2 separate regions of the Mus musculus genome follow, and region 2 is linked to region 1. Evidence: chromatin loops called from intact Hi-C (ENCODE). Cell type or tissue: left cerebral cortex. All regions are shown on one strand. Each heading gives the region's core, and the rest is flanking DNA. Links, peaks and the distances in the headings are about the cores only. Region 1 holds the start of Galntl6 (UDP-N-acetyl-alpha-D-galactosamine:polypeptide N-acetylgalactosaminyltransferase-like 6). Region 2 overlaps Galntl6 (UDP-N-acetyl-alpha-D-galactosamine:polypeptide N-acetylgalactosaminyltransferase-like 6).

What was found. A loop is a pair of places that touch in the nucleus more often than their neighbours do. Peaks named below come from ENCODE experiments on the same cell type or tissue, not always from the same donor. Only the 100,000 strongest peaks of a DNase experiment are listed, where the experiment ranks them.
Region 2: it touches region 1 in a loop (5-fold over the local background); 2 of 42 quality-filtered maps call a loop at or near these places.

The regions. Positions count from the first base shown.
Region 1 is chr8:58,903,511-58,919,408 of GRCm38, forward strand. Galntl6 (UDP-N-acetyl-alpha-D-galactosamine:polypeptide N-acetylgalactosaminyltransferase-like 6) reads right to left here and starts at 8,117. Exons shown (of 12, transcript NM_175032.3): 1 at 7,827-8,117. The coding sequence starts at 7,964. It overlaps BC030500 (cDNA sequence BC030500), which reads left to right and starts at 8,245. Exons shown (of 3, transcript NM_173411.2): 1 at 8,245-8,292; 2 at 8,907-9,024; 3 at 9,350-10,788. The coding sequence starts at 8,999. The coding sequence ends at 9,695. In left cerebral cortex, for the core only: no CTCF peak of the experiment used is centred there; DNase peaks (open chromatin) are centred at 8,137, 8,667 and 8,982; H3K4me3 peaks cover 2,500 bases; H3K27ac peaks cover 1,003 bases.
Region 2 is chr8:58,558,306-58,574,203 of GRCm38, forward strand. The region is part of intron 1 of Galntl6 (UDP-N-acetyl-alpha-D-galactosamine:polypeptide N-acetylgalactosaminyltransferase-like 6); the gene reads right to left. Among named protein-coding and RNA genes, the nearest start is that of Gm15881, 130 kb to the right of the region's middle. In left cerebral cortex, for the core only: a CTCF peak has its summit at 7,962 (motif pointing right); a DNase peak (open chromatin) is centred at 7,968.

The DNA.
Region 1 (15,898 bases), core at 7,014-9,513:
AAAAATTATACTGTATTATACCCTCAATATAATTATATAATACATGAATTTGTTAATAAGTGAAATTGATACTCTATAAACTCAGAAAAGTTATAGAATATGACTTATTAAGGTTTTCTTAATACTTTCTAGGTATCTAAAATAATTTTCATAAGAATTCATGTAATTTTTTCAACCACAATTAAATGAATGAAGTAATCTCTGTGTCTCCAAATTATCAAGTTAATATTCAAGAAAGTCACTTGTGCTGAGTGATATATTTTTGTAAGGGAAGAGTCTGACTTTTGAACATGGATGTAGCTGAGCATACCTCCCACTGACTCTTGCACTTTGCAATTTGTTTAGATTGTTGAAGCTTCTGGCTACCTTTCCTGGTTATCTGGCTACTCTGCCCAGACACTGTCATTCCCTCACATTCTAAATGTAAGAAATTCTGTTCTGCAAATACAAAATGTATATTAAATTAACTGTTTAAAATCTAAGGCTTACCAGAATGAAGAAGGTTTTACCCATCCTCTACCTCTACAGGAACAATTTTATAAAAATAACAGTAAATCTTGATGGTTTCTACCAGTTTTATGTTTGTTTTTATTTTGTTCTGTTGCTTGTTTTTTGTCTTTTTAAATTAAGATATGTAATCTTTTTATGACCAAAAGTTAAAGAGGAATTGGAAACATAGTTCTTTGGTTCTTACTAGTAATTAAAGTGGAAGAGATACCTCAGTGTGATTTCGTTTTTAAAGGAAATCAGAGTGATTTTAAAAACAAAACAAAACAAAATAAAAAAAAAACTTTTATTTTAAAATTATTTCACTACAATAGGTCAGAAAAAATTTTAGTAATTTTTTGTGATGAACAATGTAATATCAATTACCTGTTCTTGAGCGTTAGTCAAAACAGTGAAAAATTTGTATTTTCTAGATCCACTTTATTGACTTAATAATGCTCTGCAACTGATTTAACCCATTCACGGAGACATTGCTCTTCTATCTCATCTTGTCAGGAGGAAACCATTTGTAAAGCTTTTCTATACAAATACTAATGACCTTGCTAAAGGCAATGGTTGCTTATAAATAGCCTCGATATGAGTAACAGTAGTATATACCTTTCTTGCCAGCCTTCAATCCTGTTTAATATGCTAAGCATTTAATCCTCACTGTGTCACTGTGAAAGGGATCATCAAACCCATTGTTCTTATACTAAAGTTGGTCTGTGGAAGATCCATGGAGTGTCAGATATCACAAAATACTAAACTTGGGAACCAGAATTTGAACTAACCTAATTTTATTCAAAGCTTATGTAATGCCCTGCTAAAAGAGAACAAAAATTGTAAGGAAAATGGTTATCACTTCCCCTTCTAAGCTCATTTATACTTTCCTACTGGGAAAATGTCAAAAATAAAAGGGAAATAACACCTACCTCATTTAAACTTAAATGACAGCCTTGTCAATTTGGTCATTTTTCATGTGTTAAAAATATTCAAAATTATTACAATAATTGCCTCTGGCTTTCTAGATTCAAAAACTGAAATACTATTCTATGAGTACTTGAATGATTGGAATGATTTAAAATCAGCCTTCCTGGCTCTCATTGTGATACCAACACTGCTTACAAGAGTTTGTAGCTGCCAGCCCGCTCTATGGAAACCACAACTATATTAATTATGTTAAGACTTTAATTTTTCTATATATAATCTGTACAGCATCTATCGTCTTAATCCTTTTGTGATTTTCTTTTTAGCTAGATGCACACATTTCCAGAGACAGATGCTTTTGCTGTTTTGCTCTTATAATGTCCTAGAATTTACATTAACAATAATTGAATGGCATTTCAGGTTTGATGAACAGCCCATTGCGGGTTGAAAGCAATCGAAAAACAAGAAACTCCAGTAGGCAATATGTGGTAGAAAAGGAAATAGTTTGGCATATGCAAATTTTCATAGTGAGACCATATGTGTCAATTGACATATTGCTAATCCAGCTCTCTTTCTTCATCATTAATACTGGAAGTAAAACTTAATGCATTTTATACGTCTAATCCTTTCACTTCTGCCACCTTGTGAATGTATTAGAAATAGACATTACTGTATGAACAGAGAGTGGTGAAGGGAATTCTTTCTCTGCAGATGTTTTATCTGATTATAAACTTTGAATAAACTTGTCTCCTGTATGTTCTCCATCATTTACACACTTTCTATTTGATATTTTCTGCTGCCCTTTAAGCATAACAATTCCACATTGGGACCATCTTGGAAACTACAGATTCAGGGTGTGGCAGTAGAGCTTGTAAGGACTGCAAATGTCTGGTTACTAATGGATTATTTTTCTCCTTACTGAAATCCTCTTAATGTCTCATATATGTTTGGTTCTATATGAGTACTGTGAAACCACACACACAAATATGAAGAGCACAACTTCAGTCTCTAATGTAGCTTCAAGGATACTCATTATCCTTTTCTCAATCTTTGACCATTCTGTAAGCCAAGCAAGAAAAAGAACATTGCATCACAAATGTACCCATATTTCATCCCGAATGCTTAAATATGAGGGCATTTCTTTTTCTCACTTTAATTCTTAGCTTCTGCTGTGAGATGAGTCTAGATGTTCCCTTGATGGTTTTCATTGGCTTAAAATACATAAGAAGAGGGAAGAGATAATTTCTTAATTGTTGTCATGGCTACTCCTAACAATTTACTCAACGTGCTTCTGCATACATCTTAAGTTCCTCTGCCTTTCTCATATTTCCCTGTACATTAGAGCTTGATTCAGTTCCTATTACAGTAATTTATTTGAGAAAGAATAATTGATTCAGCATAAGCATGTGTAACTTAGAAATGAGAAGAGAAGAAACTTCCTTTTTTAATTTTTTCCTTCCTTCCTTCCTTCCTTCCTTCCTTCCTTCCTTCCTTCCTTCCTTCCTTCCTTCCTCCCTCCCTCCCTCCCTCCCTCCCTCCCTCCCTCCCTCCCTCTCTCTCTCTCTTTCTCTTTCCTTCCTTCCTTCCTTCCTTCCTTCCTTCCTTCCTTCCTTCCTCTCTCTCTCTCTCTCTCTCTCTCTCTCTCTCTCTCTCTCTCTCTCTCTTTCTTTCTTTCTTTCTTTCTTTGGTGGATCAGATGGGTATCAAAACCGCAACACACAGTGCTTCACATGATCTCCCATAGGGAACTGTGATGAATTCGTCACATACTGATCCTCTGTGTCACAGGGAATAATTAAACACGTGTCACAGTAGAATCCGTGCTTCCATCCTACAGTGATTGTGAATGAACTTTCTATAAATTAAAAATGTAACCGCCTTACAAACTTGAATTTAAAATCTGCATTACCGCTAATTAAAAACAGCTTGGATCTAATGAATGTATCATTCTGCCTGTACCATGTTCATAGTGGACTACCCTGGTACATAGTGAAAACTATTAATTATTCTGATCTATAGCATTTCTGATCTCTAAAAAGTTTGATGGGAAGGAACAAACATTTTGTTTGTTCAGCTTTAGTAATTAACATAAGAAAGCATAAAACAGTTTTTCATGTACTGGTTATAAATTATCTGTTGTATTTATATTAAAGAAATAAAAATAAACATACACAGGTGGAGAAAATAATGATCCCTACCAAAAGGAAGACTAACCCCTAAATGAGGAAATGATTGACATTGGATGCGCTGGGACATGTTGAAGATATTTAACTATCTCTTTCAAGAGAGGATGTTTTGTGGAGGAAACTGAAGTAAGACTTATGATAGGCATAGTCCTATGTGACAGAGTCACATAGTCACATAGAAAACAGAAGACTGTTTCACCAAACTTCCATATCCTCAATGGGAATCTCTTAGGACTTCATACAAATCATTCTATGTGAAACATGACAAAGCTTTGATATGAATATAAATTCTAAACTTAGTTAAATAAAAATAAGGAAACCCACATGGTCAAATGACGTAGACAGCCTAGTTGGTTTTGTTTTTTTGTTTTTTTTGTTTTTTTTTGTTTTTTGTTTTTTTTTCTAGACAAGATTTCTCTGTAAAGCCCTGGCTGTCCTGGAACTCACTTTGTAGACCAGGCTGGCCTCAAACTCAGAAATCTGCCTGCCTCTGCCTCCCAAGTGCTGGGATTAAAGGCATGTGCCACCATGCCTGGCTAGTTGGGGGATTTTTGTTGTATTGTTTTCTTATCTGCTAGAAAATCATCACAAGCCTGCATTTCTAGAAATTATACATTCTGAACAGTTCTCAGAAATCAGTGCTTAAAAAATGTATGGATTTTGCATCTTTTATTTTTTATAACTACAAAATGTGGAAATCTTTTCATGTTGTAAACAGTCTTGCATTAATTTTTGGAACTCTTGTTTTTGACTTATTTTGAGGTAGCTAATGTGCTGAATATTTTAAGAAATGAAAAAGTTTAGGGTAGCCTTCCCATGTTCACTTGAGTTAATAATATGGAAAATATGTATAATATTATGAGGGGTAGTAGTTAACTCTAAGTTGTTTCATTATTCTATATATCACCCTTTCACTCCACCTATGACTCAAGGTTGTAAGAGAGACTGATGCAATTTTACCTTAAGAACAGTAACATATCACATATTTAAAAAGAAAAATAAAATTAAGATTTATCACCCAACAATTAATCACATACCTATCATTAGAATCTAAAAACCATATTTACAATCAATAAACCATTATTTATTGTACTATACAGACATACTGTTTAAGTAATGTAACAGACACAATTTTTGGGAAGAACAAATGAGTAAATAATTTAAAAAAATCATATAATCATAATAATGTAATAGCATGTAAATCAATAATTAAAATCTTAAAAAATATCGCAAGAATTATTTTAAATATTTAACTTCAACCTTATAATATCCACCTGCTTGCAGTGTATTAACAATATTTTATCAATCTACTTTGGATTTATAACGAAATGAGGAAAGCTACAAAAGCATTCAGAAGAATAACTTGGGAATTCTTACGTACTTTGTTATTTCTTTGGCAACATGCAGAATTATTATAAATAGTATATGTAATATAAAACTACTGTTAATGTAAACAATTTGTAATAATACAGTATAACTTCAAAATAATTAAACATTACGTTCAAAAGTATGAAAGTAGTTTTCTCCTGTGCCCTATACATTACCCTCCTTAAATTCATCTTGCATTGCAAAATAAATACAATTTAAATTAGATACTAGTTAGAAAGACTACATGTGTTGAAATATAGCACCAAAAAAAAAAGATAAAGGAAAAAGAAAAATGAAAGTGGTCATTTGGGGAAGGTTCTCATGTTTTGATGGTTTAGAACTCTCTTAACTTGAGCTAGGTCCTGCCACTTACTGTAAGAGTTGTTTTACTTTAACCTGTGCAGTTTTCGACTGTCCTGAACAAGAACCACTGGTTGTTGCACACACACAGCTGTGAAAATAGACCGGCTTGTGTCAGCATGTGACATGTTCTGAATAACTGCCACGGTCCTTATTGCTGCCAGTGCTTGCAGTTGGATATCATTCCCATCCTCGGCATTTTGCAGCATTAAGATAAACATAGTAACCCATGATTTCTGGAAAGAAAAGGCTTTTGAAAATGAATTGCTGAATTTAAATAACATATCACATGCCACATTGAAATCCTGTTGTATAGCCTATAGTATATAAACCACTAATGTTTAAACATTAGCAAGCTAGTGCACCGTAATATCACATCATTACACACACACACACACACACACACACACACACACACACATATGTGTGTGTGTGTGTGTGTGTGTGTGTGTGTGTGTATAATCACAAGTTGCAGTTTATTCAGTCACATTTACTAATAGTTTAACTTTTACTCATCAAAAATTACATAATGACATAAAATTTTCCCATCAATGACTTTTTAATCTGTAAAAAATTGAAAACTGTGAAATTGCTATTTGGCTTGAATCATTACATTATGTAAGAATATTCATCAAAATCTTATCAGTGTCTTTTCTTCCATAAGTTTTCTTTTCAAAACTTTTCCCTTGAATTTCAATTTGTACTATTTCCATCACTAGTATCCACATGGTTTTACTATGCTGTAAGAATCTTTCAGAAAGAACAAGTAAGTAACTGCTTTTCTGCCACTCAAACCTTCCAGCTCCGACATTTTATTACTTAAAACTAAAGATTAGTTTCATGTCACAAGAGTCAAAATCAGAGAAACTTTTCTGGAGATTGGAATTAGTCACAGTTTAAAAGTAACTTCCTATGCTAATTGACAAACAACTTTCTCATTAAGCCTCAAAATCAATAGCCAACAATTTAAATTGTTACAATCTCATTAATTAGATTAATCAATTAACAGTTCATGTTAACGATCCCAGAAAAAATTTCAGATTGTATTACAAAATAGTAAATAATAACATAAAATATTTTCTTTTATTTTCCTAATTTGATTGAAATTTTAATAGCAATATACTGATTACTACTATTAACGTTATTCTTTGAATAAAAGATTGGAAAAATATGTGATCAATATGTGGTTCCAAGTTCACATACAAAGCTGGTATCTCCTCTGAATATTTTAGAATGACAAAGCCCATCATACTTAAGTCTGAAGCTAAATTTCAGCTTGGAAGTATGGTCAAGATCAACTCAATGAAAGTATACCAGCATTGTCTTTCAAAATTCCAATCCACTAAAAATCCAGAGCATTTAGTTTATTTATAGTTCAGATACTGATGATGAGTTCTTGTAATGAAAAAAAAATCAGATGTCTTCCATATAATTCACAACTTTCACTGCATAAATGCAAACTTAAACTCTGTTAAGTATAGGTAAAAATATTCAATTGCTATCAATTCACATTGCTGCTGTCTAAAAGTGGATTACTTAGTCCCTTCTATGTGAGAAAAGTACATAGAATACACAGGTGATGACCCATGAAATTAAGCATATTAATATTATAAAGCAATCCTTGACACTGAATAGAGAAGTATAGTGTTTTCATGAAGTAGGCTGTAATCCCTTGTTCAAAGTTTTTCTTCTTTAAAAAAATACATGCTGTATTTGCTAATCAGCAGAAAAACAGCACTACTGATTTCCATCAGCATTTTGTGAAGGATAGTTGGTATTCTTACTCTCTATGAGAGTTACCTAGACACAGGATTAACTCTTACTGCAAACATAAGCATACTAATAGTTACATGCTAAGTAGAAGGAAGGCAAAATATCACACAGCCTGTTTAGCACATGAGGGAAGGCTTTTAGCAACAAAGTTATCAAATGTTGGAGGTGGGGGATTGAATATAGATTCTTAATAATTGTCTCTAGCAATTAACCTACCAGACCACATTAGGAACAGAGGAAACAAAAGACAAAGTTTAAGTTTCCACAGGATAAGAATCTTTTCATATATATACATATATATGCAAATGATTGATTTTGGAAAACCACTTTAAAATCTGAATAACTTAGTTGGCCAGATGCACTTAATACAGACACGCACACAAGACAGAAGGCAGAAACCAATCCCTGTAATTGAACTTGTACCAAAGCACTTCTGACTCCTTTCCACCCTGCCCCCTTCAAGTCAAAAAATTAATCACTGACCAATTGGAAGAGTATATACCTTCTCTTCTTGACCTTGGATTCTTTCTCATTTTATGTTCCATTCACCATTCACCGTGTCATGAGCTGCAAACCAGGACCTGCTCAAAGCCCAAAGTCCACAAAGTCCCTGTATTCAGTCCTATGAGGACTTGGGAGAAACTCCTTATACTTTTTCTCTATATGCCCCCAAACAGTGCATATCTAACCCATTCTCCTGGCCCCCTTGCCCTGACTGGTACTTACCTGATGCTCCGCGGGTTCTGCAGATTTCACCAGGTGTTTATCCTTGTACAAAGACCAGAGACCAATGTTGGGCAGGAAAATTAAAGCCACGGTGAATAACAAAGTCATTTGCAGAAACCTCTTCTGTTTCCTCTTCATTGCAAAGGATAACAATGGAGAAAAGTTAGAGATGTCTCCCAGACTACTTCTTGAGTTTAATGCCAAAGTCCTTTCCTCTTTCCTGGGAAGCACCAGAAACTGAGGGGAAGCAAAAAACTTTTGTTGTGTGCTCAGCACCAATCTGCAGGGTTCAGAGGGAGTTGGCCATCTGCAGAACAAACGCACAGTTACTTTCCCCCAGAAAACTATGACGACGGCATTATCTATTGGCTTAGAAATAAACGAGTCAACTGAGGAAATCGTTAAATCTATTGACCTCCATTAATATAAAGCAGTGGAGTAAATACGATCGTTTCATAGAATAATGGTAAGTTATGAGGAAGTCGAGAGCATGCTAGATCTATCAGTAAATAGGAGGTGTTTGTCTGTCGCTGTTTGCCCACCATCCCCCGCCCTTAGTGTGGGAGGTCCGGGATGTAGAGTCGGAGATGAAAAGCGAGAACTGAATGGGAGGGAGTGGCTTGGTCCAGTCAAGTGTCTGGAAGAAAAGTGTCCGCTTTTGACATTGGCACAACACCTTCCTTATCTTCCCCGAACAGCTTTTTATTTGCTTGCTTTGGGATAACCCACCTGAACTCAAGTTCAACTCCCTTGGAAGCCAGCTTGTCAGGCAAGATCCAGGGACACCATAACCAGGTCAGAACTATGTTTGGATAGGGGTTCACAAACTCCTGGATCTTCATGCGCCGTCAGAACACTCCTCTGCAGGCAGCATCTAGGCGACCTGGGAACCTGGCTGGAAGGAGGCTACAGATGTCAGCGGAGTCCAGCCAGGAAGTGCAGGCGCAAAGACGTCCCTTCCTCCAAGTGCAGTCCTGGGAATGAGAGCCTCAGAGAAGTGTGCTCTCTACCCATCAATCTCGCCCCCTTCCTCTGCTGACGCTCTCACGCTCCACTGTTCATGTTACCATTCTTTTCCAGCAACTGAACGAACCCAGCGAAGCATCACCAGCACCCCCAGGGCAGTATTTCTGATCTCCACTTCACGGCAAGGGACGGATGGCAGGCGGCGAATGTCAAGTGTGACCGGGCTTTACAGGCAAGTGGGAGAGGGCGCGCGGAGGATGAGTGAGGACGGCGAGAACGCGCGTGGAGCTGGCACCCAGGGGTCCGCCTCCCGCTGGCTGTCTCCTGCCTGCTGGCGATGATACTGGTGTCTACCACGTGCGGGAGCCTAGAAGCCGGGAGGGGAGGGCGAGTCACGGCCGGAAGGTAGTGGCCACTGCCTCGCGGCTGCCAGATGCTACATAAACAAACCCAGAGGCTAGGGGGAAGGAGAGGAGGATGAAGGCGGGGACAGAGAAATCGATTTGCAGCTCCGGGACAATCGGATCCTCTCTTCTCGGGTAATCTCGAACCGGCAGGGAGACTGGTTCGTCTCTGAGCTCACCCGAAAGGCGCCAGGCCAGAAATTCCGGAGTACAAGTCGCCCTGAGCGGGAGGGCAATGGAAGAATTCCTCCATGGTCCTGATGGGATCGCAGCGAGGAAGGCGCGGCAGCGACAGCGAGCAGAGGCAACCCAGTCTGGACTGGTCCCTGAGAGGAGGGTTTCCCCAGAACCTACAGCTCAAGCCAGGTACGTAGCGTGGAAGGAGAAAGAGGATTCCCACGCCGCGTGGACAGCGTTGTTAGCCGCAGCTTCCAGACAACACTGTGGAGAACAGAGGCAGCTCAGCGGGAGTCGGCCAGCACCTGGGGCCCAGGTTTAGATTTGGCTTCACTAACTGATGCTTCTCCGCCCTACCATGCCTGCACCTCCCACTGCTGATAGCTGAGAGGTCTTCTGGTTCCTCGCTTAGCTCACACACCCCTCCCTGGTTATCCAGAAACCTTAGAACTGAGATAAGTCTCCAGCAGATGGGACCCTTCCCTCCCCGTAGAAAACGGAGTCAACACACACAGGAGAACCTGTGGCCTCTCTAAGGAACCTTTGTGCCTGCCTGGCTCAGGATCCAGAGCGCCTAACTCCTGGTGTGAACTTAAGTAAGGTGATGGATGGCCATGCCATGCTGCGCAGCATCAGGCTATCCAGAGCCTCCCAAAACACTGTGGTCGCCTCCTTGTTACAGTCTAGAGAGTGATGCCCATATGCTTGAGATATAGAGACCTCACTCCAGATGGTTTTCTCCTTCATCCACTTTTTCCCCTTTCCCCCTCTCTCTAATTTCCCTCCCCCATCCCCCGCCTTTTTTTTTTTTTTTCTCTTCCCCTAGTCTTCTCTATCCACAGGGACTCAAGCCTCTCAAGACCCAGATTTGACCCTGGAGAGTTAACCTTTAAACTGTTCAGGTTATTCATTTAAAACAAAAGGGACTGGAACAATAGAGGTTGGCTGTACTGCTACACAAATAAAGCTTTATGTTGTAAGCACTTGTTCTCTGTGGATGACTTGCCATCTCAGAAAAGTTTCGAAACACACTAAATACATATTTTGAATGTGTGCTTTCTGTACGTAAAAATAGTTTGCTTTACATTTTACACAAGTGTAATTTGAAGGTGCAGAGGGAAGAGGGTTTTAATCACTGCTTCCAAACCACACACATATACACTCTTATTGGTTCTGCGTAATTTTCAAATCCTGCTCTGAGTTAAAGGAGTTCTATAACAGAATTTGAAGGCCTGGAAGCCATGTACTAAGGGAGAGTTGTTTTGGAATAAATTAACTGTCACGAAAAACTGTTAGGAGAACTATTTAACTTTATTGGATTTTTTTTTCATTTTTGGACACAAGTTACTGATAAATGACCTGAAGGGAAGTAAAAGTGCTTTGCAATTAAATAATAAAAATATCATTTTAAGCAATATCTCGTCTTTTATTCCTTATCAAGACTCCTAAATCTGATATAGCAATACACAGAATTGTCTGCCAGTCCCGGGATGTGGAATTGGGTGACATGTCACCATTTAAATGTTGGTAGAAGAACCTCCATATACTATTCAGTCACAGATTAAAATTGTCAACAGTGAGTATGTCTCATTATTTGTCTCCTGGCCAAGCACTCGCAAAATACAAGGTAGACACTAGAAGAACATTTCTTTTAATGTATATTTTAAAATGGTATATAACATATATACGTTGCAATATATATATATATATATATATATATATATATATACATATATATGTGTATATATATATACATATATATATGCACACACATACATACATAAATACAAATATGTTTTGTAACATTTTCATGTGTATGGGGGGGTGGGGTGTGTGTGCAAATAGTATGTCATTGAACCAAATGCCTGCAGAGGTCATAAGATGGTATCAGATCCCCCACAACTGGAATTTTGGATAGTTGTTAACTACCATGTGGATGCTGGGAATTGAACCTGCATGATCAAGGAAGTGGTCATAACTGCTAAGTCATCGCTCCATTCTCCTCGATGATAGTCTTATTGTGTTCACCTGAGTTTACATTAGGTTTCCAGACCATCACTTTCACAAATCCCACTTAGTAAACATTATTTATATAATTTTTTCTGTTTTCTTAGGATGTTCTTACTCATTTATAATTCTGTGACTCGGTAACAAAGTTATGTCAATCCTCAAAAATAAGGGGCAAGAAAAGCACTAAAAATAAAGATTTTAGGTTAATCTTTCAAATTTTCCTAAATTATTGTTACTTGTATTGATTAAAACAGATATATAAAATGACTCTGTAGACATGAAGAGGCTTGTTTAAAATAAATATTAGTACTACTTCTTACAGCTTTAAGAAACATTTGCCTTATAGCTGGTCAGTTCCCTGTGGTTTCTTCTCTTGTGAGTCATATAACAGCTTCACGTAATCACATCCTTATGTACTTAGCAACAGGCCAATAACTCCAGGAACACGTGGAAGAAGGCAGTTTGACCTTGAGTAACAATGGGAAAATAGAAGGAACCAGGCTGTTTAGCCATTTGGATGAAGTAAACAGGTTTGTTCCTCACATCTCTCTAAAAAGAACTGTTTATGGCTTAAAAGTAATTATTTTGTTTTCCTGATTTTGTTTTCCCTGCTCTGAACTGGTTACTTCTGCTTCATAAAACCATGTTTAGAGTAACCTGCTTGAAGATGGTTAGCAGCAGGTAGAGGATGCTACTTGCCAGAATTATCTGAGAGGGGCAATCTTTTTTGGGGGGGGAGAGGGGTTATTTTATTTATTTACATTTCGAATGTTATCCCCCTTCCTAGTTTCCCCTCAATAAGCCCCCTAACCCATATCCCCTCCCTCCTGCTTCTATGAGGATGCTTCCCTATCTACCTGCCCACTCCTGCTTCACCTCCATAGCATTCCTCTACCCTGGGGCATCAAACTTCGATTGGACCAAGGGCCTCTCCTCCCATTGATGCCACATAAGGCCATCCTCTGCTATATAAGAAGCTGGAGCTATGGGTCCCTCCATTTATACTCATTAGTTGGTGGTTTACTCCCTGAAAGCTCTGGGGGATGCGGTTGTTTGATACTGTTGTTCTTCCTATGGGGTTGCAAACCCCTTCAGCTCCTTCAGTTATCTCTAACTCCTCCATTGAAGTCCCTGTGCTCAATCTGAGGGTTGGCTGCAAGCATCCGAGTCTGTATTGGTCAGGCTCTGGCAGAGCCTTTTAGAAGACAGTCATGCCAGGCTCCTGTCAGCAAGCACTTCTTGGCATCAGCAAAAAGTGTCAGGGTTTGGTGTCTGCAGATGGAATGGGTCCCTAGGTGAGTAGTGGCTGTATGGCCTTTCCTTCAGTCTCTGCTCCAATTTGCATTTCCTTGAGGCAGGAATAATTCTGTGGTAATATTTTTAAGATGGGTTAATGGCCCCATCCCTCAACTGGGGGGCGGGAGGAGGCTTGCCTAAACTCTGGATAGGGTCTCTACAGGCTCTCTCTCCCCTTTGTTGGGTATTCAAGCTAATGTTATTGCCATTGGGTCCTGGGAACCTCTTGGTTTCCTGGCATCTGGGACTTTCTAGTGGCTACCCCGTGTTCCCTATCCTCCATTGCTGCATACTTCCGATCAATTCCATGACTCTCTGTGCCTCTCTCATGTCTCCTTCCACACCTGATCCTGTCCCCCTTTTTCCTCCCTTTCCTTCTCTCACCCTAGTCCCTCCCTTGCTCTGCCTCCTGTCATTATTTTGTTCCAACTTCTAAGTAGGACTGAATCATCCACACTTTGGTCTTCCTTCTTCTTGAAATTCCTGTGGTCTGTGAGTTGTGTTGTGGGTGTGTGTTCGTTATACAATCACATTCTTCGACTTCTCTTCCACTTGGTAATAGTGTATGACTTGAGCTGCTTATTACATGGTAGGCAGGATCCCAAAAGAGTATCCCAAGCACAAATTGTCATGGAGGAATACTCAAACCCTCCCGATGTCTCATAAATAGTCAACTAGACTATGGATCATCACAGTCTGACTTCCCCAATGGTCAGAGCACCAACCCAGATTCCTTTGCTAGGCAGGTAAAGAAAAAAAAAATGTGTATTCAGTAAAAGGATTCCTTCATAATGCAAAACTGCCCTTAAAAATGATAGGTGCCAAAGCTGTAGTAATGGGAGTTTATCTGAAGGCTTAATCCAGTTAGTAAATAGCTAAGCAAGAGGATGGTGAAGATGGTTGGTTGGTTTTGTTTTGTTTTGTTTTGCTTTGTTTTGTTTTGTTTTGTTTAATCCTATTCAATTGTTTGCTTTGTTCTTTTTATTTCAAAAATCTTGGTTTTTTGTTTTGTTTTGTTTTTTGTTGTTTTTTGTTGTTGTTCTTTTTAGATGCATTTTTTTTTTTTGAGACAGGTTTTTCTGTGGAGCCCTGCGTGTCCTGGAACTTGCTCAGTAAACCAGGGTGGCCTCAGAACCAGAGATCTGCCTGCCTCTGTTGGGATTAAAGGTATACTCTGGTTTCTTTTCAGATCAAATGAAATGTTTACTTGTTTGCTAATGAGAGAACAGACAAGGGTGTGGCTTTAGGTGAGTAGGAAGGTCAAAAGGATCTGGAAGGAGTTGGTAGAGGGGAAACATCATCAGGTATGTGATTTTAAAAGAGCTAATTTGAATTAAAACAAAATAGTGATTCTAGGGATTGGAGAGATGGTTTAGGATTCATGACCACTTACTGAATCAAAGACTCAGTGACTTAAATATTTATCTTATAACTCCAGCTCACTGGGATCCAATGCCCTTTCCTGGATTTTTCAGGCTCTCCTATGTATTTCACTATTTTTCATTAACCCAAACACATAAAGATAAGTACAAGTAATACAGTTTTAATATAAAAATCAATTTAAAAATGATCCAGAAATTAAAAAGAAAAATGCCCATTTACCAATTATTTAAATAAATAAAAATTAATTATATCATTATATATTTCATTTTACATGAATAAATTATAAGAAAATTTTGTAAATATTTTTCAGAAAATACAGCATTTACCACTACATTAGGAAAAAAATGTGATTAAAGAATCACCTTCTATCATTAAATTTTGATTGCTCTAAAGAACACACACACACACACACACACACACACACACACTCATACACAGGATAAAAAGGTGTCAGCACCTTGATGAAGTTGCATTCAATTATATGTGCTAACAATTAAAAAGCAACAAATGCTAAGGGGAAAGATATGCCTGTTTCTACTTGACGTAAACAGTTTATACCTAGGAAAGATCTTCGTTTTTATTTCATTTTAATTCATATTATCAAATTTTACTACAAATAGTTTTTTTTCAGCATTAGGGGAAAAAATATAAACCAACAGGCTTCTAAAATATGGTCATTGTATTGGTGACTAGTTTAGAACTACATGCCCATATCAATAATTATGGATAATCAACTCATATATAAAATACTATCAAATTTATATCTTCACATATTATTTAAAATAATCTTTAGATGATTTAATATAATGTAAACATCATAGGAAACATTAAGTTTACCATTTAGAGAATAATCACTAGTAGAAAATTCTGTATATATTCCCAAATCATAGCATTTGAAAGTTATCTTCTATTGGAGAAGTTGAGCTAACAGATAGGAAATCCATAATTATGGCTACCTGCCTATATTTATGTGTATGATTTATGACTTGTTTGTTAAGCCAATATAATTACCATTTACCAAACATATATCAAAACATACAAGGGAGGGATACTGGCAGGAATAGAGGCCTAGATCAGATGGTCTTAACATACATGCTTTATCTTCTAATCTAAATAAGATTAGAAAACATACAGAAGATATGAATAGTTGGTAATATCGTCTAACCTGTATTTAACCATGATAAAGCTGATAGCTGAGCTATAAAATTATAGAAGAGTAAAGAAAAAGGAATGATTACCATCAGTAAACCATAGGCGATGATGTCTTCTATAACACCAACAGTAATGAGGCTGAAGAGAGAATATACCCACACATTCTCACTATCAAAGTGAACTCGGTGGTTTTAAAGAATGAATATTTGCTACAGCAAGTGGCTCAAAGGTATTTCAAGCTCCCGATAGAAACATTTTCAGCACTGTTTGGCACTACTAAAAGCTTAGGAGGTTCAGGTTTTAAGAGGAGATACAATATTTGTTTACAGAGCTGTTGAGTTTTCACAGATAAGAGTCAAAAGATTTATAAGCATTTGCAATTTATCAGAAAAGCATGTATAGGCTGTCACAAAGATATATAAATGTAGAGAACATTATAGACCACCTCAGTCCATAAGAGAATGAAAATATAAAGAAGATGAGCAGTTGTAAAAGAGAATTAGCAACTGTATCAAACCAAGATTGTAGAAATGAGGAGAAAGCATCAGAAGACCTTGAAACAAATAATTCATTTGAGTTGAGAAAAAAATGGTAGAATCAAAGGAAGAGGGCAGGAGGCCACTCTTCATAAAATGAAGTTGACAAAACCGCTGAGATTGGAGAAATCTTCACTCTATGTAACTA
Region 2 (15,898 bases), core at 6,443-8,942, 350 kb before region 1:
TACCTAAAAGCTCTAGAACAAAAGGAAGCAAATTCACCCAAGAGGAGTAGACAGCAGGAAATAATCAAACTCAGGGGCGAAATCAACCAAGTGGAAACAAGAAGAACTATTCAAAGAATCAACTAAAGGAGGAGTTGGTTCTTTGAGAAAATCAACAAGATAGATAAACCCTTAGCCAGACTCACTATAGGGCACAGGGAAAGAATCCTAATTAACAAAATCAGAAATGAAAAGGGAGACATAACAACCATAACAACAGATCCTGAAGAAATCCAAAACACCATCAGATCCTTCTATAAAAGGCTATACTCAACAAAACTGGAGAACCTGAATGAAATGGACATGTTTCTAGACAGATACCAGGTACTAAAGTTAAATCAAGATCAGGTTAATGATCTAAACATTCCTATATCCCCTAAAGAAATATAAGCAGTCATTAATAGTCTCCCAACCAAAAAAAGCCCAGGACCAGATAGGTTTAGTGCAGAGTTCTATCAGACCTTCAAAGAAGATCTAATCCCAGTTCTTCACAAACTATTCCACAAAATAGAAGCAGAAGGTACTCTACCAAACTCATTCTATGAAGCCACAATTACTCTGATACCTAAACCACAACAAGACCCAACAAAGATAAAAAACTTCAAACCAATTTCCCTTATGAATATCGATGCAAAAATCCTCAATAAAGTTCTCGCTAACAGAATACAAGAACATATCTAAATAGTCATCAATCCTGACCAAGTAGGTTTCATCCCACTGATGCAGAGATGGTTCAATATACAGAAATCTATCAAGGTAATCCATTATATATATAAAAAAAACCTCAAAGATAAAAACAACATGATCATCTTATTAGATGGGGAGAGAACATTTGACAAAATCCACCACCCATTCATGATAAAAGTCTTGGAAAATCAGGAATTCAAGGCCCATACCTAAACATGATAAAAGCAATCTACAGCAAACCAGTAGCCAATATCAAAGTTAATGGTGAGAAGCTGGAAGCAATCCTACTAAAATCAAGGACTAGACAAGGCTGCCCACTTTCTTCCTACCTATTCAACATTGTACTTGAAGTCCTAGCCAGAATAATTCGACAGCAAAAGGAGAACAAGGGGATACAAATTGGAAAGGAAGAAGTCAAAATATCACTTTTTTGCAGATGATATGATAGTATATATAAGTGACCCTAAAAACTCCACCAGAGAACACCTAAACCTTATAAACAACTTCAATGAAGTAGCTGGATATAAAATTAAATCAAACAAATCAATGACCTTTCTGTACACAAAGGATAAACAGGCTTAGAAAGAAATTAGGGGGAAAAAACACCATTCTCAATAGTCACAAATAATATAAAATACCTTGGCATGACTCCAATTAAGGAAGTGAAAGATCTGTATGATGAGAACTTCAAGTCTCTGAAGAGAGAAATTAAAGAAGATCTCAGAAGATGAAAGACCTCCCATGCTCATGGATTGGCAGGATCAATATAGTAAAAATGGCTACCCTGCCAAGAGCAATCTACAGATTCAATGCAATCCCCATCAAAATTCTAACTCAATTCTTCAATGAATTAGAAAGGGCAATCTGCAAATTCATCTGTTGTAACAAGAAAACTAGGATAGCAAAAACTCTGATCAAAGATAAAAGAACTTCTGGTGGAATCACCATGCCTGCCCTAAAGCTGTACTACAGAGCAATTGTGATAAAAACTGAATGGTACTGGTATAGCGACAGACAAATAGACCAATGGAATAGAATTGAAGACCCAGAAATGAACCCACACACTTATGGTCACTTGATATTTGACAAGGGAGCAAAAATCATCCAGTGGAAAAAAGACAGCATCTTCAACAAATGGTTCTGGCACAACTGGTAGTTATCATGTAAAAGAATGTGAATTGATTCATTCCTATCTCCTTCTACTAAGATCAAATCTAAGTGGATTAAGGAACTCTACATAAAACCAGAGACACTGAAACTTATAGAGGAGAAAGTAGGGAAAAGCCTGGAAGACATGGGTACAGGGGAAAAGTTCATGAATAGAACAGCAATGGCTTGTGCTGTATTATTGAGAATAGACAAATGGGACCTCATAAAATTGCAAAGCTTCTGCAAGGTAAAAGACACCATCAATAAGATAAAAGGCCACCAACAGAGTGGGAAAGGATCTTTACCTATTCTAAATCAGATAGAGGACTAATATCCAATATATATAAAGAACTCAAGAAGGTGGACACCAGAAAATCAAATAACCCCATTAAAAATGGGGCTCAGAGCTAAACAAAGAATTCTCACCTGAGGAATATAGAATGGCTGAGAAGCACCTGAAAAAATGTTCAACATCCTTAATCATCAGGGAAATGCAAATCAAAACAACCCTGAGATTCCACCTCACACCAGTCAGAATGGCTAAGATCAAAAGTTCAGGTGACAGCAGATGCTTGCAAGAATGTGGAGAAAGAGCAACACTCCTCCATTGTTGGTGGGATTGCAAGCTTGTACAACCACTCTGGAAATCAGTCTGGTGGTTCCTCAGAAAATTGGACATAGTACTACATGAGAATCCTGCAATACCTGTCCTGGGCATATATCCAGAAGATGTTCCAACCGGTAATGACACATGCTCCACTATGTTCATATCAGCCTTATTTATAATAGTAGAAGCTGGAAAGAACCCAGATGCCCCCCAACAGAGGAATGGATATAGAAAATGTGGTACATTTACACAATGGAGTACTACTCAGCTTTAAAAGGAATGAATTTATGAAATTCCTAGGCAAATAGATGGACCTGGAGGGCATCATCTTGAGTGAGGTAACCCAATCACAAAAGAACTCACACAATATGTACTCACTGATAAGTGGATATTAGCACAGAAACTTAGAATACCCAAGATATAAGATACAATTTGTGAAACACAGGAAACTCAAGAACAAAGACCAAAGTGTGGTCACTTTGCCCCTTCTTAGATTTGGGAACAAAACACCCATGGAAGGAGTTACAGAGACAAAGCTTGGAGCTGAGATGAAAGTATCGACCATCTAGAGATTGCCATATCCGGGGATCCATCCCATAATTACCTTCCAAACTCTGACACCATTGCATACACTAGCAAGATTTTGCTGAAAGGACCCAGATATAGCTGTCTTTTGTGAGAGTATGCTGGGGCCTAGCAAACATAGAAGTGGATGCTCATAGTCAGCTATTGGATGGATCACAGGGCCCCCCAAAGAAGGAGGTAGAGAATGTAACCAAGGAGCTGGGGGAATCTGCAACCCTATAGGTGGAACAACAACATTAACTAACCAGTACCCCCCGGAGCTTGTGTCTCTAGCTACATATATATCAGAAGATGACCTAGTCAGCCATCCGTGGAAAGAGAGGCCCTTTGTTTGTGCAAACTTTATATGCCTCAGTACAGGGGAACGCCAGGGCCAAGAAGTGGGAGTAGGAGGGTGGGGGAGTGGGTGGGGGAGCGTGTGGGGGACTTTTGGGATAGAAACGTAACTGAAATAAATACCTAATAAAAAAAGAAGGATTCTCTCCCTGCAATGACCTTTCTCGTAAGTGTTTACTGTTTTACAGTTAGGAGGATAAAGATCTAAAGAAAGCTGTTCAGAACATAATTCTCATCATGAACATTATGCTGACTACTAGCATATGAATTATTATATTTATGGTGAAATGTTAGGAAGTTACCCTAACCATGATCTAGATGACCAAATATTACCAGTGTCATTGACTTGCATGATTTTAAACTCACCAACTGATATCACCTCCTCTGACTCACTTTGTGTTCCACAAACACACCTTGCTCTTATCTACAAAATGTTCAGTCTGTGTTATTCCTTCTGCCTGAAATTCGCTTTCCTGAGCATTCCCATGACTATTTTTCCCCTCTCATAATTCAAGTTTCATTTGAAACGTCACTTATTCAAAGATGCCCCTCTGTGATGGACTTCAAAGTAGCCTCCTTCTGTCATTACCTGTCACGTCACTCTGTTTTAAATTCTTGCTATCACATCTCAGCATCAGAACAGTGTCAGTGCCAATTACCAAGGCAGTTATAAATAAAATATACACAGCCATTCATCAAAAAGATCTACAAGCATTTATTATAAGGAGATATGCCATTGAACACTGTGAGCATTTGAGGAACATCTGTAACTGTCTTTTCTCTCCCACATTCGCTTCATTTATATTCTCTGATCTCCTACCCTCTGTCCATGTTCTCAAATCTCTGGATACTCAGTGTTTGTAACCTGAACAATTACAGCAATTTCTGTGGGAGTAAGAAAACGAGGTACATTTGAGTATCAGCTATAGACTAAAGGTTGTTTTAATGCTCTCCCCAAAAGTCTTTTTTATCTTTCTTTTTTATCTACCAGGTATGTGCAGCTTTCTGGCATTGCAAACAGACGTTATAATCAACAAAGGTCAAGAACAGCCCAACAAAGAAGAAAAACTGCACAGAGTGTTTTAAGTGTATACATGAGGTGGTATGTGTAGGTGTGTGTATGATAGGCTGAACATACACATTATATTGAACACATGTTTTGTAAACTGTAGGTTGGACATATATTTATCCTTATCAGAACCTATGGTTAATCTGAATCCATATCTATATTGTCTATGTCTCTCTATCTCTATTTACATGACAGGATATCAGATATAATCCTACATTGAGCAGACAGAACACAAAGACTACATTCTTAAATGTGTCATGGTTTTAATGCATTGATGGAAGTTGGAAATTCACTGGAGTATGTTGAAAAACAGCCAGATCAGAACATTAGTTAGGAGCATTGGAAAGCAAAGATACAGAAGAAACATTGACACCAGACTTCTAAGTAAAGAACAAACATGAGAGGGCAAAGAAACTTGCTTGCACACACTGCTCAATCAACTTTCAATGCATGTCAGATTTTGGCAGTGGCAATGGATATAAGAATATAAGAAGGTATTAGAGAACAGCAATATGAATGCATTTTTTAGTTAGTATGGAACACTCTCCTGCACCTGAAGTCTTCATAATGTGACTCACCAATGTTTAGCTGAAAGACCAGGGGCTGGTTGATCTCTGACATCTCTTAAGTCAACCGCAATACCAAATGGTTGTGACTGTTCCACCAAATTGACCCTACTATACATCTACATAAAATCTACTTTCATTTTCTTACCACTGTATAACACTGTAAAATCAAATAACCCCCTTAAAAGATGGGGCTCAGAGCTGAACAAAGAATTCTCACCTGAGGAATACCGAAAGGCTGAGAAGCACCTGAGAAAATGTTCAACATCCTTAATCATCAGGGAAATGCAAATCAAAACAACCCTGAGATTCCATCTCACACCAGTCAGAATGGCTAAGATCAAAAATTCAGGTGACAGCAGATGCTGGCGAGGATGTGGAGAAAGAGGAACACTTCTCCATTGTTGGTGGGATTGCAAGCTTGTACAACCACTCTGGAAATCAGTCTGGTGGTTCCTCAGAAATTCGGACATAGTACTACCGGAGGATCTCGCAATCCCTCTCCTGGGCATATATCCAGAAGATGTCCCAACCAGTAAGAAGGGCACATGCTCCACTATGTTCATAGCAGCCTTATTTATAATAGCCAGAAGCCAGAAAGAACCCAGATGTCCCTCAACAGAGGAATGGATACAAAAAATGTGGTACACTTACACAATGGAGTACTACTCAGCTATTAAAGGGAATGAATTTATGAAATTCCTAGGCAAATGGTTGGACCTGGAGGGCATCATCCTGAGTGAGGTAAACCAATCACAAAAGAACTCAAATGAAATGTACTCACTGATTAGTGGATATTAGCCCAGAAACTTAGTATAGCAAGATATAAGGTACAATATGCAAAACACATGAAACTGAAGAAGAACGAAGACCAAAGTGTGGACACTTTGCTCCTTCTTAGAATTGGAAACAATCACCCATGGAAGGAGTTACAGAGACAAAGTTTGGAGCTGAGACAAAAGGATGGACCATCTAGAGACTGCCATATCCAGGGATCCATCCCATAATTAGCCTCCAAACGATAACACCATTGCATACACTAGCAAGCCTTTGTTGCAAGGACCGTGATATAGCCATCTCTTGTGAGACTAGGCCGGGGCCTAGCAAACACAGAAGTGGATGCTCACAGTCAACTATTGGGTGGATCACAGGGTCCCCAATGGAGGAGCTAGAGAAAGTATCCAAGGAGCTAAAGAGATCTGCAACCCTATCGGTGGAACAACATTATGAACTAACCAGTACCCCAGAGCTCTTGACTCTTGCTGCATATGTATCAAAAGATGGCCTAGTCGGCCATCACTGGAAAGAGAGGCCCATTGGACACGCAAACTTTATATGCCCCAGTACAGGGGAATGCCAGGGCCAAAAAATGGGAATGGGTGGGTAGGGGAGTGGGGCGGCGATGGTGTGGGGAACTTTTGGGATAGCATTGGAAATGTAATTGAGAAAAATATGTAATAAAAAAAGGGAAAAAATAAAAATAAAAACAAACAAACAAACAAACAAAAAAGAATGAATTTATGAAATTCCTAGGCAAATGGATGTACCTGGAGGACATCATCCTGAGTGAAGTAACCTAATCACAAATGAACTCACACAATATGTACTCACTGATAAGTGCATATTATCCCAGAAACTTAGAATACCCAAGATATAAGATACAATTTGCTAAACACATGAAACTCAAGAAGAACGAAGACCAAAGTGCAGACACTTTGCCCCTTCTTAGAAATGGGAACAAAACACCCATCGAAGGAGTTACAGAGACACAGTTTGTAGCTGAGATGAAAGGATGGACCATCTAGAGACTGCCATATCCCCCATCTCCTCCCCCCCACACTTCTCTACCCACCCACTCCCACTTCTTGCCCCTGGCATTCCCCTGTACTGAGGCATATAAAGTTTGCAAGACCAATGGGCCTCTCTTTCCACTGATGGCTGAGTAGGCCATCTTCTGCTACATATGCAGCTAGAGACACGACCTCCAGCGGTACTGGTTAGTTAATATTGTTGTTCCACCTATAGGGTTGCAGACCCCTTTAGCTCCTTGGGTACTTTCTCTAGCTCCTCCATTGGGGGATCTGTGTTCCATCCAATAGCTGACTGTGAACATCCACTTCCATCAAATTTATAAGCAAGTTTTTTATCTTTTATGACAGTTGATTCTCCCCTTTCTTTTATTTCTCAATAATACAAGTGTTCATATCTTCCAAATTATTCAATTTTAGTCTCTTTAAAACATATAAACCATACCTTAATATATAATTACATGTCTTTACGTCTTCATTTTACTTATTTATTAAAATCCATGTTACTATTTTCTCCATTATGTGGTGGAGTGTCTGTGTATACTCATGGGTCTGTGGACAGGGCAGGATGTGGGTGCTAGGTATTGAACTTGGGTCCTCTTCAAGAGCAATATAGGTTCTTAAAAGCTAAGATATCTCTCCAGCCACTATTCGTCCACTTAGAAAAACACAATCAGAATGTATTTGCCACATGTATGAAAATTTCAAAGTACAGATTTAATCGACAAAAAAAAAAAAAAGGAAGATGCATTAATTACACTTTTGCATAGCCTATGATTTATGCAATTGATATTGATCTCTCATCTTCAGCATCTTCATTTCTCATTTTGCCACACAGCTTCTCTATTAGTTACTAAATCCAACTTATTTTTTTCTAATTCAACTCAAATTGCCTTAAAAAAATATCAGTTCATTTTGCCTTTTCTATTAAAGTATTTTCAAATCCAATGTTTAGATGTAATTGATTTATGAAAAAAGTTTTATTATGCACATGTTTATGTCTTTGACTACTTATCTTATGTAATGTTTATTGTACCAAGAAAATGGGTTGAATTGGCCCTTAAAACCCCTTCAAATGCATATTGGTAACTAAGCATTTGCAATTCATGGGAACTGCCACTAGATGGAAACCACAGACCACACTGATTTCACACCTTAACTCTTGGGGAATGATGCCCCACAACAGTTTTATAGCTATCCAACCTATGCAATAATCTCTTTGTTTATTCATCCATTAAGCTCTTTGTAAATCATATGTATGTCTAAGCATCTACGTTGATATCAGTAGCCACATCTTCAAATTATACACATATATTTAGACGTACTATACTGTAGGAAATTATAATTCAGTAATATTTCAATTGTCTTATTATCAAATTACTTGAAAACTGAAGAAGCGTTAAATATGTTAAGATGCTTTATTTTCCATTATTTTATTTAATTGCTTGATTACTTATCTAGTAAAAGTAGAATTCAAAGGCATTTAGACTCAGGTCTTCTAGCTTTCTCTATTAAAGTATTATTTGCCTGAATTTCAAATTACAGTGTTAAAGTAATCTGATTCTAATATACGGAAACTCAGAAAAGTACATTTCTGGTCATGCTTAAGAATTATGGCATCTTTAAGGGAATTATTGACATATCTACCGGATGTTGCTAATTCTTTCTTTGCCTCATAGTTTCAGCTGCATTTCTGCACATGGCGATTTACAGACTTCATTTTGGAAGGAGACTAAAATACTAATCAAAAGTCTGCATGATGATTTGTTCTGATTATCAACTTGCTACAACTTAGAATCACCTGGTTGAGACCCTCAGTTGAGGAACTGACTGGGTTGGCCTGTGGCTATGTCTTTGTTGGAGATCATGGTCACAGCACATACCCTGAATATGGCTGGCAGAACTCTGATGGTCTGGGCTCTGAGTGTTGTAAGAGAGATAGCTGAGCATCTCTGTGAGCAGGCAGAATATGTGCATTCTGTCATTACATCCTTGACTGTGAGTTTGATGTGACTACCTATAGGATCCCTGCTTCAATGTCAATGAAATGATGGACTGCAACCTGAAATTGTTAACCAAATAAAACTTTTCTTCCCTGTGTTGCTTTGGGGATAAGAGTATTTCATCATAGTAATAGAAAGTTTTCCTCATCCATTTCTTCAAGCAAGGATGAATTAGCACCTAATGAAAACAAATAGCTTTCTGTTTCTTTGGGGAAGGGTGACAGTCAAAATCAGGACTACAGTTGGCTTCTTCTAACTTTGCCTTTGGAAAATAGACAGTGCACTCAGAGCAATGAATTCCATGGCTTTATTTTACTTTAATTGTTCTGTCTTACACATTTCATTATCCTGAATTAGTTGGTAAATTCCATAACAGAAATTGTATACTCTAATTTAAGTGAGAGCTGAGGAAGGGTACTATAAAGAACTTTAGAACAGCTCTGTATGTAACACACCTGCACTGTGTTTAAGGACAATGATGTTATTTGTTATTCCAAAAAACTTTTCTCAAGAAATATTACAATAAAAATAGCCTTTAGGAAATAACTTTGTCTCTCAAGGTTTCAATACTTCACAGACTTTTTATTTTTATTTATTCATTTTTCCATGTATTTTTGTAGTAGGCAATAAATTAATAAAGGCCAGGCACAGGCTGTTTCTCCTAAGTGTACCATGGACCAGCATGAGAAATGCATGCTTTTTGAGGTAAGGGAAAGTTATTGATCTAATCACATGTATACATTAGGTATCTAATAACATGTTAAGACTTTTATAGAAACCACCTCATTTGACACAGGAACACTTGGAATTATTACATATAGCTGATTATTGATCACAAAAGTGTTTGAAAAGTCTACTGCATTTTGTAATCATTCTATTGTTATTTTGGAACTACCTCTCCTCTAATTAAAAGAGAAGAATTAAGCACAATTGCTAACTTGCTATGTGAGACCAACTAAACGAAAACAAATAGATGTGGCCAAGCATTTACTTCCATGTTTATGTGTCTATTCAGATACAGTACTTGAAATAAAATGAAGCAAACTCAAATTGTATTGCTTTGTACATAGAAAACAAACTCTGTGCTACTCTCTGCACCAGTGAACAACTTCAAAAGGCATTAGATAACAAAGGACATAAAGGACTATGTAGCAATTCTAAACTACTTTCTGGTATGGTACCTTGTGTTTGTTTGTTCTATTATGCAACTGGCTTTTCATATTACTGACATTTACATTCATGGAAATAATTAGTCTTAAACCTCAAAAAAGCTCTATTCATGATTTACCAATATATATAAAATGGTTCAAGCTAATCGAATTTCCTTAATGCAAGTAAAAATCAATGTACAGTCAAGAGCAGCAGTCTTAAAAATCTAACTTTAAATTGAATATAATTAAAGAAAAGACTTTTGAAAACATGGAAAAATTTAAAGTTTGTAGGACATTTTCTTATGTTCACTGCAACACCTATTAGGGAAACATCAATATAATTGAATATAATTCAAACAGACATTCAATTAAGCCCCTGCTACATCTCAACTATGTGGAATTGTCAGTTTCATCTAAATTACTGATGGTTTTGGAGATATAAACCTTTATATAAATAGCTAGTGATTATGATTTCACATAGTTTTTACTCTGTACTAAAACTGCAAAGTTGTTTATCTTTTCTTTATTTGTGATTATTAAAAAAAAGAAAGCTGGCCTGAAACTCAGAGACTGGTCTGCCCCTGCCTTGTCAGTGCTCAGATTAAAGGTGTACACATAAAATGCAATATTTGAAATTTTAAGGATCTTTTGGAAGCTTAAAATCTACTATTATCTGACGTTCTCACAGATAAAGTATTTAACTGCTTATTACTAATATTTCAAAGAGAAGTAACAATCTTTCAAAATATGCCAACCATTTTTGAAAGCTTTGCTATTCTCCTACTATTAAAAAATAAAATAATTATGAAGCCATTTACTATCTTATAAAGACAATAACAACATTCTTCTCATTTCCTGGTATTTGCATCATTTGTCTTCTTGGGATAAAGAGCCCCGGCATAGGTGAATTAAGGGGCACTGGGTTTCATCTGCTCAGAGTTTCAGGGTCTAGGGCTTAGTCCCTCATGGTAGATTATTTACTACTAAAGCACTGCATACACATTCCGGAAGCAATAAAAAAAAAAAAAAAACCATGATTTTGGTTTGTTGTTTGTTTTTGTCCTTTTCATTTATTTTGAGTTCCTAGTTCATGCTGTCTTTTGAGGGTGAATTTTCCTACCCACATTGCACTACTCTAACTCCTCACAGACGTCAATTGCTGGTTTCCTAGGTGATTCTGGTTCCAACCAAGTTGAAAATCCATATTAACTACTGTGGCATTTAGATTTCTCTATGCATGAAACTTTGAACAGATGTTTCATTCAAAACTATGCTGTGTATGTCACTGGATAGCTGCAAATTTGTTATTGTTTCAAGACACTCACAAATTCCCACAAGAGATGGGTTTTGACAATTAAATATCATGCAGTGAACACACTGAAAGAATAATTTAAAATAGAAACACAAATGTATGAAAAAATAGGTTTGGGAGGTAATTAGCAAGAGACTCTAAAATTTATTAAAACTATCATTTTGTTGGTAAGATACAAGATCCACACTCCTGTTTTTTTTTTTTCCAACATACATGCTGTCTGTTGATCTCTCTAAAATTAACTAAGTAAAAGCAACACTTTATTTCTCTCATAGGATAACAAAACTAGAAATAAACATAAATGCAATAAAAATACAGAGATTTGTTTATTTACTCAACCATGCCATTCTAATGTTTATCTTATGCTAATTCTTCTAGTAACTGAAGATAAAATGGATTTTATTCTATTTACCATTAGAGGGTGTAAAAGGTGGTAAGGGATTAAAAACATTTTAATAAACATTTACTGTTACAAACTCTGATAAGTGAAATAAAAGATAAAACGTGAGGAAGAAACAGAGTGAACCCCACTAATGGACTTTAGAAATGGATAGGAGTTGGTTACAGATTACAATAAGAACAATGTGAGAACTATCAACAAAAAAGAAAGATGGCTGGTGAGTGTAGTGGATTGGTGCCATGTATGATAGTCTGGGAGTAAACAGCACAAATACCAGTGTGTTAGAAACATGAGCAGGAAGTTGAGGCTATTGGGAGGTGGTAGAGACTTTAGCAATAGGCTCTAGAGAAAGGTCTATGGTAATGAGAAGCACATGCCCTTGATGGTGATCAGAAGACTTTAGTACTTTATTCTTCTTTCCTCTTTGACTTCTGTCCAGGAGGTAAACACTGCTTCTCCACACACTGAAAACCATGTGCTGCTCTGCCAAAAACTCACAGGCAATAGGACTGGCTGCTAGTGAACTGATAAGTGCAACATGATAAGCCAAAACGAGTGCTTTCATTTCAGAACATTGTTAAATCAGGTTATATGCTATAGGAATAGAAACTTTATCATAAGTATGTTTTGGAATTGGTATGGGGACACGCAGGCAGGCAGGCTATGAATTTTAAAGCATCTTAGAAACAAATGAGTGTATGTTCCCTTGATTTTCCTGTAGAAACCTTAACGTAATAAATAACAGTGTTTCCTTTCACTTGCAAGATTATTTAAACAGCACCTTTTTTTAAACTCTGAAAGGTAAATTATGTACACAGAACATTTGGTCTTTGTTGTGAGGCAAATGGAGCCATAGTAGTGCCTCCATCTTAGAATTGGCAAGATGGGCGTGCTGGTTTAGAAAATTTCCTAACAGGAAACAGACCCCAGTCTGACAAATGCCAGAAGAGAAACCTTTGTTCACTAGAAGCATACACTTGATCGTGATAATAAGACTCTAGCTCTTTTTTCTTCTTTTCTCTTTGACTTCTGACCGATAGGGATATAAAACTAACATAAAACAGTAAACAGCCAGACTAATAATATTTCCAGAGTGAATAATATATGCATTGAAAACCACTCAGAAAGGATAGCAATTGAAGTTTTAAGTTACACATAAGTATAGGGGAGGAACATATAAGGACATTCTCCAGCAAGTGATACTTCTGAACTCAGACGTATAGAGGCAAATAAGCTAAACACTCAGAATATTAAAATATAGTATTTACACTAGTGCTCAAAAGTTGGGAATAAAGTACAGTGGAAGCCCGACTTTAAATGAGCTCTCAGAGCTAATCCACAAAACATAAAGCGCAGCTATGAATGCAGAGACAATCATAACATCTATCTTTTGGGTTGTGCAAGATAATTAACAGCAATTGGGCCTGGATGTAAGACAGGGATAATCAAATATGGTAAAAGAGTTGGTCACACCGCTGTGTTTAGAAACAATCCCAACATTTACCCAGAGATCAATTTATATCCTTAAAATATTGCCTGTTTACTATTAACAGCATAATCCAAATGTCATCAAAGTATTCTTTGGTTGGTTTTGGCTCTCAGCACCCAAGTTAAAAAATGAACTACATGTTGCTTCTAAAATTCATCAGATCTGTAGATCAGAAGTGCATGTGTTTCCCTTCTGTGAAATTGCTGCATATTTTCCAGAGTAATGATTTTTAAAAACTTGAGTGGATATATTCTACTTTCAGTACAATTCCTGAGGCTTTGAAATAACATGGATTCTTGTGTTCCATACTGCACACTTGTATGCAATGCCCTATGGCCCTTCTCAGAATAAACCTGTGGCCAGAGCACACTTAAGCTTTTTGAAATGAATGTGAATTGTGTCAAAAGATCCTCACAGGCAGAATTCTCAGGAATACTCTCTCGATGTTATCTATTGACTTGATCAAGCAGAAGATTTTTGCCTTGTTCTAGGTTGGGTAGTCACACATTCGTTCATTATATAAAGAGTGGGATGTGATCACTGGACCTCTGGGGATTAAGAGAAGACAATATTTTTCAAGGAATTCTATCATTCCATTACAATAAAGTTGGAGCAAATGAGGAAAAGAAAATTGAGCTCTATCAGAAGAATCAGTAATTGAGTTGGTTGGTGACTGATGATTCTTGGAGATAAAAATTAATTATCTATCATGAATTTTGTTGAGCTGACTGTCCTTAAATAGTATTAACATGTGTCCCTATATTTTAAACAATTTACTCTGAACTGACAATTGTTATGTGCTAGTAGGATTATTCTGCCTAGGCCAGCAAGGTAACAAGCTTGCCACATTGTAGGGAGAGGCTGGGAAGTCAAGTTAGATGAGCCACAAGAGAGTTTGCCCAAGTAAAAGACCTACAGTTTTAAACTATATTAGAATACTTCCTGTCATTATTGGACCTCTGGTGGGTCCAAGAATGTCCTGTAATAGAATTTATCTGCATTTGTGACAGAAACCACATATGACCTTGCCAATTCTTCTAGATATAGAAACATCAGTTAATTAGATTTAAGATCAAATCAAAAAAAAATAAAATATATATTAAGTATGAAACTAACTTTGAGATGTCTGCCTATGCAAAAGAAATAAAAAGTGTTCAGGGTCAAAAGTCAATTTATTGTTTCTTTTTCTTTTTCTCTTTTTTTTTTCTTTTTACATTGTTTTAATTAGATATTTTCTTTATTTACATTTCAAATGTTCTCCCCTTTCCTGGTTTCCCCTCTGCAAATCCCCTATCCCATCTACCTCCCCCTGCTCACCAACCCACCCACTCCTGCTTCCCTGTCCTGGCGTTCCCCTACACTGGGGCATCGAGCCTTCACAGGACCAAGGGCCTCTCCTCTCATTGATGTTCAGTAAGGTCATCATCTGCTACCTATGCTGCTGGAACCATGAGTCCCTCCTTGTGTACTCTTTGGTTGAAGGTTCAGTCCCTGGGTGCTCTGGGGGTACTGGTTGGTCCATATTGCTGTTCCTCCTATGGGGCTGCAAACCACCTTAGCTCCTTGGGTCCTTTTACTAGCTTCTCCACTGGGGAACCCATGCTCATTCCACTGGCTAGCCATGAACATCCATCTCTGTATTTGTCAGGCATTGGCAAAGCATCACAGGAGAGAGCCACATCAGTCTCCTGTCAGCAAGCACTTGGTGACATCTTCAATAGTGTTTTGGTTTGGTAACTGTACATGGAACGGATCCCCATGTGGGACAGTCTCTAAACACTCCCTGTACCCTGAGACTCTGCTCCACACCTCATCTCTGTATCCCCTTTCATGGGTATTTTGATGTCACTTCTAAGAAGGACTTTGGTCTTCCTTCTTCAGCTTCATCCATATTGTCTGTGAGTTGTATCTTGGGTATTCCAAGTTTCTGGGATAATATCCACTTATCAGTGAGTGCATATGTGTTCTTTTGTGATTGGGTTACCTCACTCAGGATGATATTTTCTAGTTCCATTCATTTGCCTAAGAATTTCATGAATTCATTGCTTTTAATAATTGAGTAATACTCCATTGTGTAAATGTACAACATTTTCTGTATCTATTCCCCTGTTGATGGACATTTGGGTTCTTTCCAGCTTTTGGCTATTATAAATAAGGTTGCTATGAAGATAGTGGAGCATGTGTCCTTATGACATGTTGGAGCAACTTCTGGATACATGTTCAATAGTGGTGTAACTAGGTCCTTGTGTAGTACTATGTCAAATTTTCTGAAGAACTGACAAACTGATTTACAGAGTGGTTGTATCAGCTTGCAATCACACCAACAATGGAGGAATGTTCCTCTTTCTCTATATCCTCACATGTATGGATGTTGGCAATCAGGTGGCAATATTATGAGAACCACTGTCTATTATGAGTGAAGGTGATGATGGATATATCAGAGACAAAGTTGTTACAGGTTTATGGTGACTGAAGTGTGTGTGTGTGTGTGTGTGTGTGTGTGTGTGTGTGTGTGTGTGCGCACATGTGTATGCAGTGTTCAGATGCTTAGGAACAAGTTGCATACCTGATGCCCTTCCTCAGGTTCAGCTATGGTTTTGTTGTTGTTGTTTTGAGACTGGATTTTTCTCTTGGTTGGAATTTGCAGAATAATTTAGGTTGGTCAGGATCTAGTTCCTCAGCACTTAAGTTTTAAAG